Linked DNA regions of Homo sapiens: all the other regions are linked to region 2. Evidence: chromatin contacts called from ENCODE Hi-C or POLR2A ChIA-PET data. All regions are on one chromosome and are shown on one strand. The core of a region is the stretch at or near the end of the contact, and the rest is flanking DNA. Distances in the headings are between cores, read along the strand shown. Region 1 holds the start of LINC03110 (long intergenic non-protein coding RNA 3110). Region 2 overlaps ALPK2 (alpha kinase 2). Region 3 overlaps NEDD4L (NEDD4 like E3 ubiquitin protein ligase).

The links. A loop is a pair of places that touch in the nucleus more often than their neighbours do. ChIA-PET counts read pairs that join two places held with the same protein, here RNA polymerase II (POLR2A). Pooled maps may share reads with other maps.
Region 1: a pooled map shows a loop between it and region 2 (6-fold over the local background). The contact joins the promoter of LINC03110 here to the enhancer-like site in region 2. A Hi-C loop is called at or near these places in 4 of 50 pooled maps. POLR2A ChIA-PET finds 5 or more read pairs at or near these places in 3 of 52 experiments (B cell, IMR-90 and activated CD4-positive, alpha-beta T cell).
Region 3: a pooled map shows a loop between it and region 2 (2.6-fold over the local background). The contact joins two enhancer-like sites. A Hi-C loop is called at or near these places in 2 of 50 pooled maps. POLR2A ChIA-PET finds 5 or more read pairs at or near these places in 2 of 52 experiments (GM12878 and activated CD4-positive, alpha-beta T cell).

Annotation. Positions count from the first base shown.
Region 1 is chr18:58,656,324-58,659,831 of GRCh38, forward strand. It overlaps LINC03110 (long intergenic non-protein coding RNA 3110), which reads left to right and starts at 2,216. Exons shown (of 4, transcript NR_187442.1): 1 at 2,216-2,308.
Region 2 is chr18:58,492,682-58,496,247 of GRCh38, forward strand. The region is part of intron 12 of ALPK2 (alpha kinase 2); the gene reads right to left. Among named protein-coding and RNA genes, the nearest start is that of MIR3591, 43 kb to the left of the region's middle. RefSeq lists enhancers at 510-1,011, 1,012-1,511 and a silencer at 1,288-1,337. Within about 2 kb of position 1,335, at least 11 of the 41 ENCODE cell types and tissues checked have a DNase peak (open chromatin) inside an H3K27ac peak, as active enhancers do.
Region 3 is chr18:58,287,644-58,291,120 of GRCh38, forward strand. All of the region lies in intron 5 of NEDD4L (NEDD4 like E3 ubiquitin protein ligase), which reads left to right. Among named protein-coding and RNA genes, the nearest start is that of MIR122HG, 160 kb to the right of the region's middle. Within about 2 kb of position 1,953, at least 5 of the 41 ENCODE cell types and tissues checked have a DNase peak (open chromatin) inside an H3K27ac peak, as active enhancers do.

The sequences.
Region 1 (3,508 bases), core at 966-3,465, 160 kb after region 2:
CTTCCTTCCTCACTGCAGGCTTCTCATCTGAGCTCGGGAAAGGAGGAGCCTCCTAGATTTGATTATGTGATGATTACCCAAGATTGGACATTTTAATTACTAATTGCAAGACCTTTTTATTGCACATGAATAAATGGAATAGTCATATTGTCCCAAATTTAATCGAGGGTGGGACAAAGACTAATTCCACAGAATACATTTAAAGCAATAGTGGGAGTTAAAAGTAAAATTGCATTATAATTAGACCCTCCAAGTCCTGCCTGTTTAACTTAAGGTTGCTCACACTACTGAGGCGAGATAGAAAAGTAGTTGGTGAATTTCAATTGGAAAAGTGTAGCCATGGGAAGGAACCTAGGAGTCTCATCTCTCTCCTGAAGTTAATCTGCCCAATGTCTCAAAGGCCTCAAGAACTGTTCTCAGGGAAGTATTAGAATGCAAATAAAACCACCATTCTACTTTTGACTAGAAATCCTCTGGTGGTTGCCTGAGATGGGGAGGTATTGTTTAATGGGTATAGAGTTTCAGTTGGGGAAGATGAAAAAGTTCTGGAGATGAATGGTGATGTCACAACAATGTGAATGTACTTAATGCCACTAAATTGCACGCTAAAAAATGTTAAAATGGAAAATCTTATGTATTGTATATTTCATCACAATAAAAAAATAGCATAGGATGATTGTTTATCCACTGGGAAAATAAAATAAAATAATCATTATTACCTCTAAAACCAAAATAAAACCCTGATGGATGCTTTGCCAGTTAAAGCATCTTCAGAAAGATGACAAGAAGTTAGACACTGTATCCACAGGAACAATTTGGCTTAGGCAGAAAAGGGAGATTTGTAGGCTCACCCAACTGAACTGCAGGAAAGGTGGGTATGAGCTGGACCTCAGGACTGACCACACCTGGGACTGGAACACCACCCGCCCTTTCTCTGTCTCTTGTTTCTGCTTCTCTCAGTGCACCAGCCACTCTCTCCCACCACAGACTGGCTTCTTCTGCACAGCCTGTGGGACATGGCCACCGAACAGCTCAGACTCATACCTCACAGGTTTGCCACCTGAGCAAACCCAAGATCTTCCATCTGGTTGAAGGTCAGAAGTCTCAGGACTGAATTTGGGGAACATGCCTATCTGTAGCCAATCACTGAGTTAGGGAAGCAGATCAGTCAGAAACTGGGGGATCCCATTAAACCACACTGTGGAAAGCAGTATTCCTGAGAACAGAGTGCTACTCCACTCTAGGCAGACAAAGCAGTAGCCACCAGCTATCTGCACAGTCCTTCCCTTCTCTGGAACAGATCCCAAACAGTGCTGGGAAGACCTCAGCAGCACAGTTGGACCACCTATGTGCTCCTTCCGCCCTCATTACTTGTACATCCTGGATCCCTGGATTTCTTAGCTAATGCTGGGTTGGCAGAAATGAGGGGGAGGGGAGCAGTAGAATCCTGCCCTAAATTGCAGCCAGTCATCTGAGGTCATTTTTTCCTTGTCAATGCTATATCCCCAGAGGGTTGGACCCTTCTCTATTCTGTTATGCTTTATTCAGACAATTTCTAGAACAATGTTGGCCAGTATAGATGATTCCCGTCATTTTATCTCTACTACCTAGGTCCAAAGATTCCCCCCACAACCTTGTGAATCTCTGACTCAGTGTTATTAGTCTTAAAAACCCAGGTGCTGAACCAGACTATGCTGTGCTCCTCTTTGGAGTGAATCTTGGATTATCAAATAATCAAATAATGGCTAAGATCAGCCCTTGTTTCCCCATGTCCCTGCTTAGTGCCAGCTCTGTCTTCATCCCCTCCCAGGCTTGGCCACCCTTCTGCTGAGATGCACCCTAGCATGTTGCCCATAAAGGAATGTGAAAAAAGTATCTACACTTCTGAAGATAGTGTGCTCCACCCTTCAAAGCTTTAGGAAGATAAATTTAGACATAAAACAGGAAGTATTTCTCTGTGTGGCTAAGAGTGATCTAAGAGAAGTTATTTCCTCAAGATATTTTGAAGCTGTAGTGTGGGGAAACAGTTCTCAAACCCCAGTGTGGATCAGGATCACCTGGAGGGCTTACTAAGCTACATATTGTTGGGTCCACCCCAGAGTTTCGATTCAGTCGATCAGGGGATCAGAGGTGGGGCCTAAGAATTTGCATGTTTTTAACTCTTTTTTTTTTTTTTTTTTTTTGAGATGGAGTCTCGCTCTGTCACCCAGGCTGGAGTACAGTGGCAAGATCTCGACTCACTGCAACCTCTGCCTGCCGGGTTCAAGCAATTCTCCTGGCTCAGCCTCCCAAGTAGCTGGGATTACAGGTGCGTGCTGCCATACCCGGCTAATTTTTTATATTTTTGGTAGAGACAGGGTTTCGTCATGTTGGCCAGGCTGGTCTCAAACTCCTGACCTCAAGTGATCAGCCCACCTCAGCCTCCCAAAGTGCTGGGATTACAGGTGTGAGCCACCACACCCAGCCAGAATTTACATTTTTCAAAAGGTCCCTGATGTTGCTGAGGCAGGACCACACTTTAAGAACCACTATAGTAGAGGTTTAGGAAGAGACAGAGAAAAATCTCTCCAGGCTACAAGACTGTCTGATGCTGAAGGTCTTGGCCTAGGTCAGCTAAGGTGCTCTTTAGGGTTGATATTCTGTGATTGTTAAACAGGTGACTAAATATGTATCTGTGTCAAGCTACTCTTATTATCATTAAACAGTTCTTGACTGCTTACTTTATTAAAATATAAGAATTTCCAAGAGCTTCGGACCTCTGATCTATATATAACAGAACTTCATTAAGTATAACTCACTAAGTCACTTAGTGAAAAGCTTGAACTACAGAATAGTCTAACTAATTGCCCTTTCAAATAGGCATTTAACAATAATTTCAACTAGCCTCCTACAAAACTGTTTCACAGCAAAGCTTTCACTGATGTTTTTGCAAAATGAATTTAATTACTAATTATCATATAAGGATTAGCATATAGCTGATATGTAAATGTCTTAGGTATGATTTAAACTGTTGAGTCAACTGAACATGTACCTTCCTCTCCCACTTCCTCCAACAAATAAATCTTACTTGTATTTTAATTTAATACTGTGTCCATTCTTCTGAAATAGCTGTTTATTCTGAACATCTAATTTTAGACATATAACTAATATGGTACAATTTTCAACTGCCGGTTATTTAAATGCTGCCCCCTCCCTGACACAAATAAATCTTATTTACATATTATTTGCTTCATAAGTATTCCACCATCCTGCAGTCACTGTGATCATTGTCCCCAGCTAGTCTTTGATCTGTGATAATTGTCCACAGGTAGTCTTTGATCATATGTTCTCCTGTCTGGAGGAACTAATATGTCCTTCCAACTCTGCCCAGCCTTCAGGTACAATTTAGGCCCCTACTTTTCTCTTAGGCTTTCTTCAGCCACTGTAACTTTTTTAAGTTTCTCCCTTATCCAAAGTCCCTTACTACTTAGAACCTCGGAAGTAAAGGGACCTCAGAGAACATCCAGTC
Region 2 (3,566 bases), core at 85-2,584:
GCACCTGTCCCTGAGTCCTCAGGTCCTGGGGAATGGACTGGGCAGAGGGACAACTAGGGAATAGGGTCAGGAGTGGGAGGAACCCATGGATCCCAATTCCAGACATTTCAACAGAACTGTCCTTTGTAAGACTTCTGGGTAGAGGCCAGGATACTGCTGTGCTAGTCCCTCCATGGAGGGGGCATGTCCTGGCTGGCTCTGTTGGGCCTGGGAGACTCCCCCATACACTGAGAGCACTGCTATAGTAGGGTCTGCCTTGCCAAAAACTGCGAAAATCACCACTGTTCCCTTCAGACTTCCCTCCAGCCTCCAAACTTCCTTAATGGCAAAGACTGGCCACATAAATCAGCCAGCGGGCCAGCCAGCCCTACTACAGAATGGGCTGACCGGATGAAGATGGGATGCAGGTGGCCTTCCAGGACAGATGACCCTGTGGCAGGCGGGGACAGGAGCTATCTGGGGCATAAAATTGCCTTTCTCAAGCTGACAGGCCTGTGAGATTGGTCCGCTGATGCCTGGCATTGGGGACTCAGCTGAAATGTTTGGTGTTCTATAGTGACATGGCCCTGCTATGAGACACTTTAAAGGCATCAGGAATTCTGTTCCAATGTCCCTTTGTTTCCTCTCCTGGCAGACTCATGCATTGCTTTAAATAGTCTGCCTGGAGTCACCACTCATGCACATAAGCCTATTCTCGGGGCGTGTTTCTTCGGATTAGATTGTTTCTTCCCACCTCCAAGTTTGTTTTGGCGCTTCCTCTCCAGGTACGGTGGTGGCTCGGCCTTGTGACTGGGCAAAGCATCCCAGGTGGCTGCCGTCCCCTCCATCTGCTTGTGGGCATTGAAGGCAGAGCCTTTCTTTTGGAACTCAGCTTGGCCGAGTGTGGGAGTCTATTTTGATCTTTTCTCCTGTTCATGGCCAGGACCAGAGCTAGGCACGCAGACCCCAATGGAGCCTGCTTTCTCAAGGCAACTGTCCTCCTGCTACATGAATGAATCATCCAGGCTTCTGTCCAGGGTCTCGGGAATTTGGCTTCCATGTCAGGGACGCTTGACACAAGCCACACATCCTTAAGCCTCGTCGTTCCTTCCTCCGAGGGTAGAAAGATGCAAGGCTGGCTGGCAGCCACTGCGAGGGGTGTCCTTTACGGCTGTCCATATTAATCTTATTTTGGTCTAATGCTTACTGCCAGGGAAGAAATCTGCTAATGGTACTTTTCTTTGTTTTATTTCAATCTGGCAACAGGAAATTGGCTTTTTAGGGGAGACTACAAAGGGCAAAGTATTGGTTCTGGTGCCCTCTGGTGGTTGAACTGCAATCTCGTCGCCTCCCCGGGAACTCCCCGACTGGCTGGAGAGAAGCATGAGTTTGCAGTTCGGCTCCACTGCACGCATGGCTTTAGATCGGTCTGGAGTTGGTTAGGTTACGTTTCCAAATCTCCAGTTATAAAATTAGGCCTTTTTTCCTTGTGTAATTTCCAATTAGAAATTTGTTCAACGGGTTAGTATCTTGGGTCTATCTAGAAAATGGATTACTGGATGTCAAAACAATCTTACTTGCCATACTTTGTAACCTGAAATTTTTGTACTCAACATTTGCCAAAAGATTGAGGTGGCTGAGGCACAGGGGATGTGTTTCCAGACATAATTATATCTCTGGCTCCCAAGAGAAATATGACATACTCCTGTTAAAAGGAACATACAATGAAGTAAAGTTGAATTAAAATGAGTAAGTCATGACAATTCTCTATTTTATTTTATGAGATTAGAGTAATTACTCCTGAAATAGGATCATAGCCTTTGACTTCATTGAACAAGACAGCAAAACAGGTTGCATGACTGGGGTGTCAGCAGCCAAATATATGGTCCTGATTGAGACATATGGGAATTTTTTTTTTTAAATGACACACGGAGCACTGCTTCTTATGGTGGTGCTGTTCCCCCAGCTGAACCCTGCCAGGTACCAGCCCCCCCATAGAACTTGCGACTCTCCCTTTGCATCATGAATGAACTAAGCTCACTCACAGTTGCTTGCTAAGAATCAAGAGAACTTGCTCGATCAACCCTTATTCCTCCATCTTCTCTCCTGCTGTCTGCAGTCTGCGATGCTCGCCTTCCTTTCTTCCCCAGCTCATTTGCCTCCCACCTGGACTTTCCTGTCTGCAGAGTGCCCTTGAACTTGAGCCCTTTCCAAGTCTGTCCTCATGAGTTATCTCCCTTTTGCAGCTTTGACATTCACTGGAGAACTTTTTCAATTGTGCCTCGCCTCCCAGCATTGAGGATCTGCCGTTCACTTTGGGGTGCTGACTTCAAGCAGGAAAGACTTCTTGACTCCTGCCAGCAAGCAGGCTGCCCCATGCCCCATGCCCCATGCCCCATGCCTCCTCACCTGTGAAGTGAGGAGGTCGGGCTTGATCACTGGTTTCCACTCCAGAGGGGTTCCCAGGAGCCTCTAAAGAGGTCTCTCAACCACCTCTTATGCTCTGTTTGGAGAAGTTTTACCTTTTCATCAGTTTTTCAAACTGTGATTGTAAGATATATTTCTTTTGGGAAAAAGACTGTGGCTTAAAAAGGTAACGTTTAAAGAAAAGTTTTTAAAAAACAAAAGACAAGAAGATCTAATATCCCTGCCAAAGCTCTCAAACACTTCAGAATCTCCTCCTCTCCCAGCTCCTGCTCCCTGGCCTCTCCTTGGGTGGGAAGGCAATGAGTAAGTAATACTTTATAGACAGCATTCTGCACTGGGCTCCAGCCGTCAGTGCTTCTAATGGGTCTTGGGCAGCTGTCCCGGGCCAGATAAGTCACATTAAAGCTGAGAACAAAACCAAAGGATTGGATTTCTTTTTAAATCAGGAGGGGAAAAAATGTACCACTTGAAGCTCCCAGTCGGTCTGGGTTCCTGGAAGCTGTTGACTTGAATTTAAAAGATGTCTTCAATAATCATGACCATCTTCATTTTTGAAACTTCTTGGGCAGGTTTCTTCTTTGTTTTGGTAGAGAGTTGTTCTAAATAACAGCACGAAATTTGCCTACTCTGGTGTCAGGCTAAGACATGAGGAGCGAAGGGAAACTAATATTTATCTAGCTCACTTCCAGTTTCAGGGGCTAGGTGTAGATTAACTGGGGGAATACTCAGGGCAAGCCGGAGTGTCCCCATGCTGTACATCACTGACTTTAAGAACTTAGTCACATGCCCACAGTCACACAGCTGGTATGACGAGAAGCCAGGATTCAAACTAGGGCTGGCGGATGCTTGCATCTGCAAGGTTCTGCAGAACACATGGAGCCTGGAAAGGAAGGCTCCGTTTGGAAAATCCTTCTGGGGTCCAGAAGCCTCCATAAATAGGGCACCATATAATTTATCTTCTAAATGGGTACACTTGTTCAGGATCAATGCTAAAGCGTATGGGATGTGAGGACATCAGGCATAAAATGGTACCATCATGGGGAAACTGCAATAGACGTTCATCCCCCTCATCAGGTAGGCTAGGCAAATTCCTACGATGCCAAGAAGCGAGGCTACTATCAGGAGAAATGGAAGCAGCAGCATCAGGGTATGAACTGGGT
Region 3 (3,477 bases), core at 703-3,202, 200 kb before region 2:
GGTCTTACAGAGGTCTTATCACGCATATTTCCCTTTGCTTCCTTATGTATCGTATTTTTTCAAGAAGAAGACATTCAACTTTAGAGACAATGGAATCATTGTGTTGTGGCTTTAATTCAGGTCATTGTCCTTTTGTGAGTTGCACGTGTGCGCGAGCCTGTGTGTTTTGCTTGGAGGAATAGTGAATAAGCAAGGAGCAGAGTCCATTTGCTTTTTCTAACAGAGGGTGGGGCAGATTCTCTCACAACCATTAAAGAAAAAAATAAGATACCAGCAATAATGATAATCAGTCATGCATATGTAATCGTGTGTAGTTCATACTTCAGATTCATATACAGCTGAGCATGATCTTGAATGTTACAGGAAGCAAGCTTGAAAGTCAAGTTACAGTAGAACTTTGCTAATTCATGCCTGACTAATTTGCCCACCCAGTAGTTCCTACTGAAATCTTGCCATTCCTCTACCAACTTTCAGAAAAATTTGATAGCAGGCTGTGGAGAAGGCTCATGTTACTTCTTATGTCAAGGTGTAAACAAAAAAGAGAGCACAAAATACATCCATCAGACCACATGAAGTGAAGAGAGAGAAAACATCTGCTGAAAGCCGGATTCTCTGTTTTTTTCCTGCTTTTTAAATGTAATCTGTCTTTGTTTATGCATGCCCTAGAAACATGCATAAGTAACCCTGAGTAGTCTCTTAGTTTAAGAAAACCTACTATAAAATTTCTTGTTGTAAAATAAAATTCTAAAAGGAATAAGTTGTGGACATATAAGTATCAGACAGTTTATGTAAGACTTTACATAGGATGCAAGGTAGGCTGTAATATGATTTGGTAATTGTTTTATGGGGGAATTTTGTTTTGTATAGCGAAAAAGAACAGTGAGTGATTTAACTGAATTTTATAGTTTAATATTGTTGTTGTTTTAACTAAAATCTTTGGTTTGCTATTGCAAAATGAAAGAGAAAGGAAATTTTGGTTAATGTTAACTTTATTTCCAAAACCATGTGATGGATGCTGACCAAATGTGTCTCAATAGTGCCATTGAGGTCTGTTGCCTTTTTTTTTCTTTGAGGTGCTAAGTGAAATGTGTTTTGAACCTTGAATGTTCACTATGCGACGTTCTTTGCATTACAGGTAGATACTGCAAACTTGCTTCAAAAAAACTAAAAAGTTCAAATAACTAATGGTTCATATTTGTTCCAGTTAGTAAATATCACGACAAGGTATCATCGTCATCCCATGTTCTCAGTATAGATTCAGCTTCATTTCTTACACCACACACCCAGAGGCATAAATGGAAGTACACAGACAAAAGGAAAGGCCTGAGTTTAAATGTAGTTATCATGTTCAGTGTTCGACATTTTATTCTGAGAATTTAAGTGTTTCTACTGCAGTACCACAAAGTCAATCTGCATATTACTTTAACTAGATCACTTGTAAAAATAAATGAATAAATGACCAGTGATGGTTCAGTGACAAGAGTGCCAGATGAGTCATGAATGTTTTCACAAGTAAATTTGATAGTAAACTGCTAAGTTTACTGTATACGCTGTGTACAAATTAGCTCAGATTCAAGATTTTTGCTCTAACAACTGAACGCTCAGTTGCATCTTTAAACTTTTTGTTGCGTGAGAGGGGCTGAGGGGCAGGTGGGAGGAAGTCAGCCTGCAGGTGGGAGGTTTCTGTCTCAGGATTGCTGATACCCCTGCATGCTGCTGGGTTGCAGCCTTGGAGTATATGGCCTATGAGACATGGCATGTCTGATTTGATGGAAAAAGCAGCGGAGAACCAGTGAACCAAGCTATTCCGTGTATTGACTTTTTAATACGTTTACTACAAGAATCTGCCTTTTAAAGTACTTTTAAATAAGGTTATAAACATAAGTGTGTTTTGGACACAGCCTGCAGCAAGCATGCCTCTCGAGGTGTAAGATGAGTCAGCTACACATGCTCAGGGGCCCGTTCCACCAGCCACAGTAGCTGCAGAGGGTGAGAGCAACTGAAGCAAGAGAAGCTCTTAGTAATTAGGGGAAGGAAGCCTCCACTTGACACCGCATCACCACCAAGTATTTATTGAGTGTCTTTGGTGTGCAAGGCAGGAGAATATCTTCTATGGATTCTACATATTTCAGGGTTACCAGAGTTATAAAATCCCTTGAAATCTATATGCACAAATTGTAAATACGTATGCAGCTTTTTATAAGTGTTCAAATTCTGCCTTAATTGTGCTCAAGGATCAGGGTCTCACCCCAGCATTGTATACCATTGATAGTCATGATTTCCTTAGTGAAATTAAGTAAATTGACTTTCAGAGACTTTATTTCATATTCATCATGTCCCCATGTAGCCATGAAAAAATGATATGTTTAATATTCATCTATTTGTATGATTAAAACAAAATATCCGCAACTACTGACGATTCAATGATCAGATATTTTACTGTAAATTAATATCATCATAAACTCCTAGACATTAGACTTCAGACATTCAGAGCCCACTCGATGCTTGGCACAAAGCAGGCACCAAATACATATTTATAGAATGAATGAACAAATGAAGGAAGAAACAAAGAAATGACTAATGCACCAACCATTTATCAGGAAGTTTAACAGGGAAATTCAACAACCAGATTTGTTTTGCTAATCTTATTAAAGTGCAACATGTTTGTTGTAAAAATAGATCCACATTCGTCATTGAACTGGACAGTCTAAAATAGATCCAAACCCATTGTTTGATTATACTTCACAAATGTAAGGTAAAATAGATGATACTATCTGTCATTTGCTTGATGCTATTGGCAAATGTGAAGCAGTTACCAGCATAAAAGCTTGGAGGTTACTCCGAATGTATATAAACAACAGTGGCTAGGCTCACAAGTGGGAGAGAGTCTAAAAATAGGTAGGCGATCCCTTATCTCGTTGCATTGAAAATTGTGTTTATATGAAGTGATATTATTAGAAATGATGTGTGAGAAAAGAATTTCTGCAATGTCTCCTACAAATTAGAGTGAGAAAATGTATCTTTATGCAGCTTTGAACAAAGGATTATTATTGCTGGACTGTGGACCAAAATTTTAGTCAAGTTTTTTTTTTTTAATGAAAAGAAACTGTTCATTTATGCAGACATACAACTTTGTGTCCTATAGAGACTTGTCATCTGCTCTTAAAGTTAGCACCCTATTTTTCCTCTGGATGTCCACTGAGAAACCCACTGGTGTGATGGTCATTGAAAAAGAGAGTTGTGTCAGAATGCCCTAAAATCTTAGTGGCTTAACACATTCCCAAGTTTATTTCTCATTCACACTACCCGTCAACATAGGTTGGCAGGCATTCGGATCCACAGGGTCACACAGAGAACCAGGCCGACCGACCCACATGGTCACACAGAGAGAGAACCAGGCCGACCGACCCACATGGTCACACAGAGAACCAGGCCGACCGGCCCACATGGTCACACAGAGAACCAGGCCGACCGACC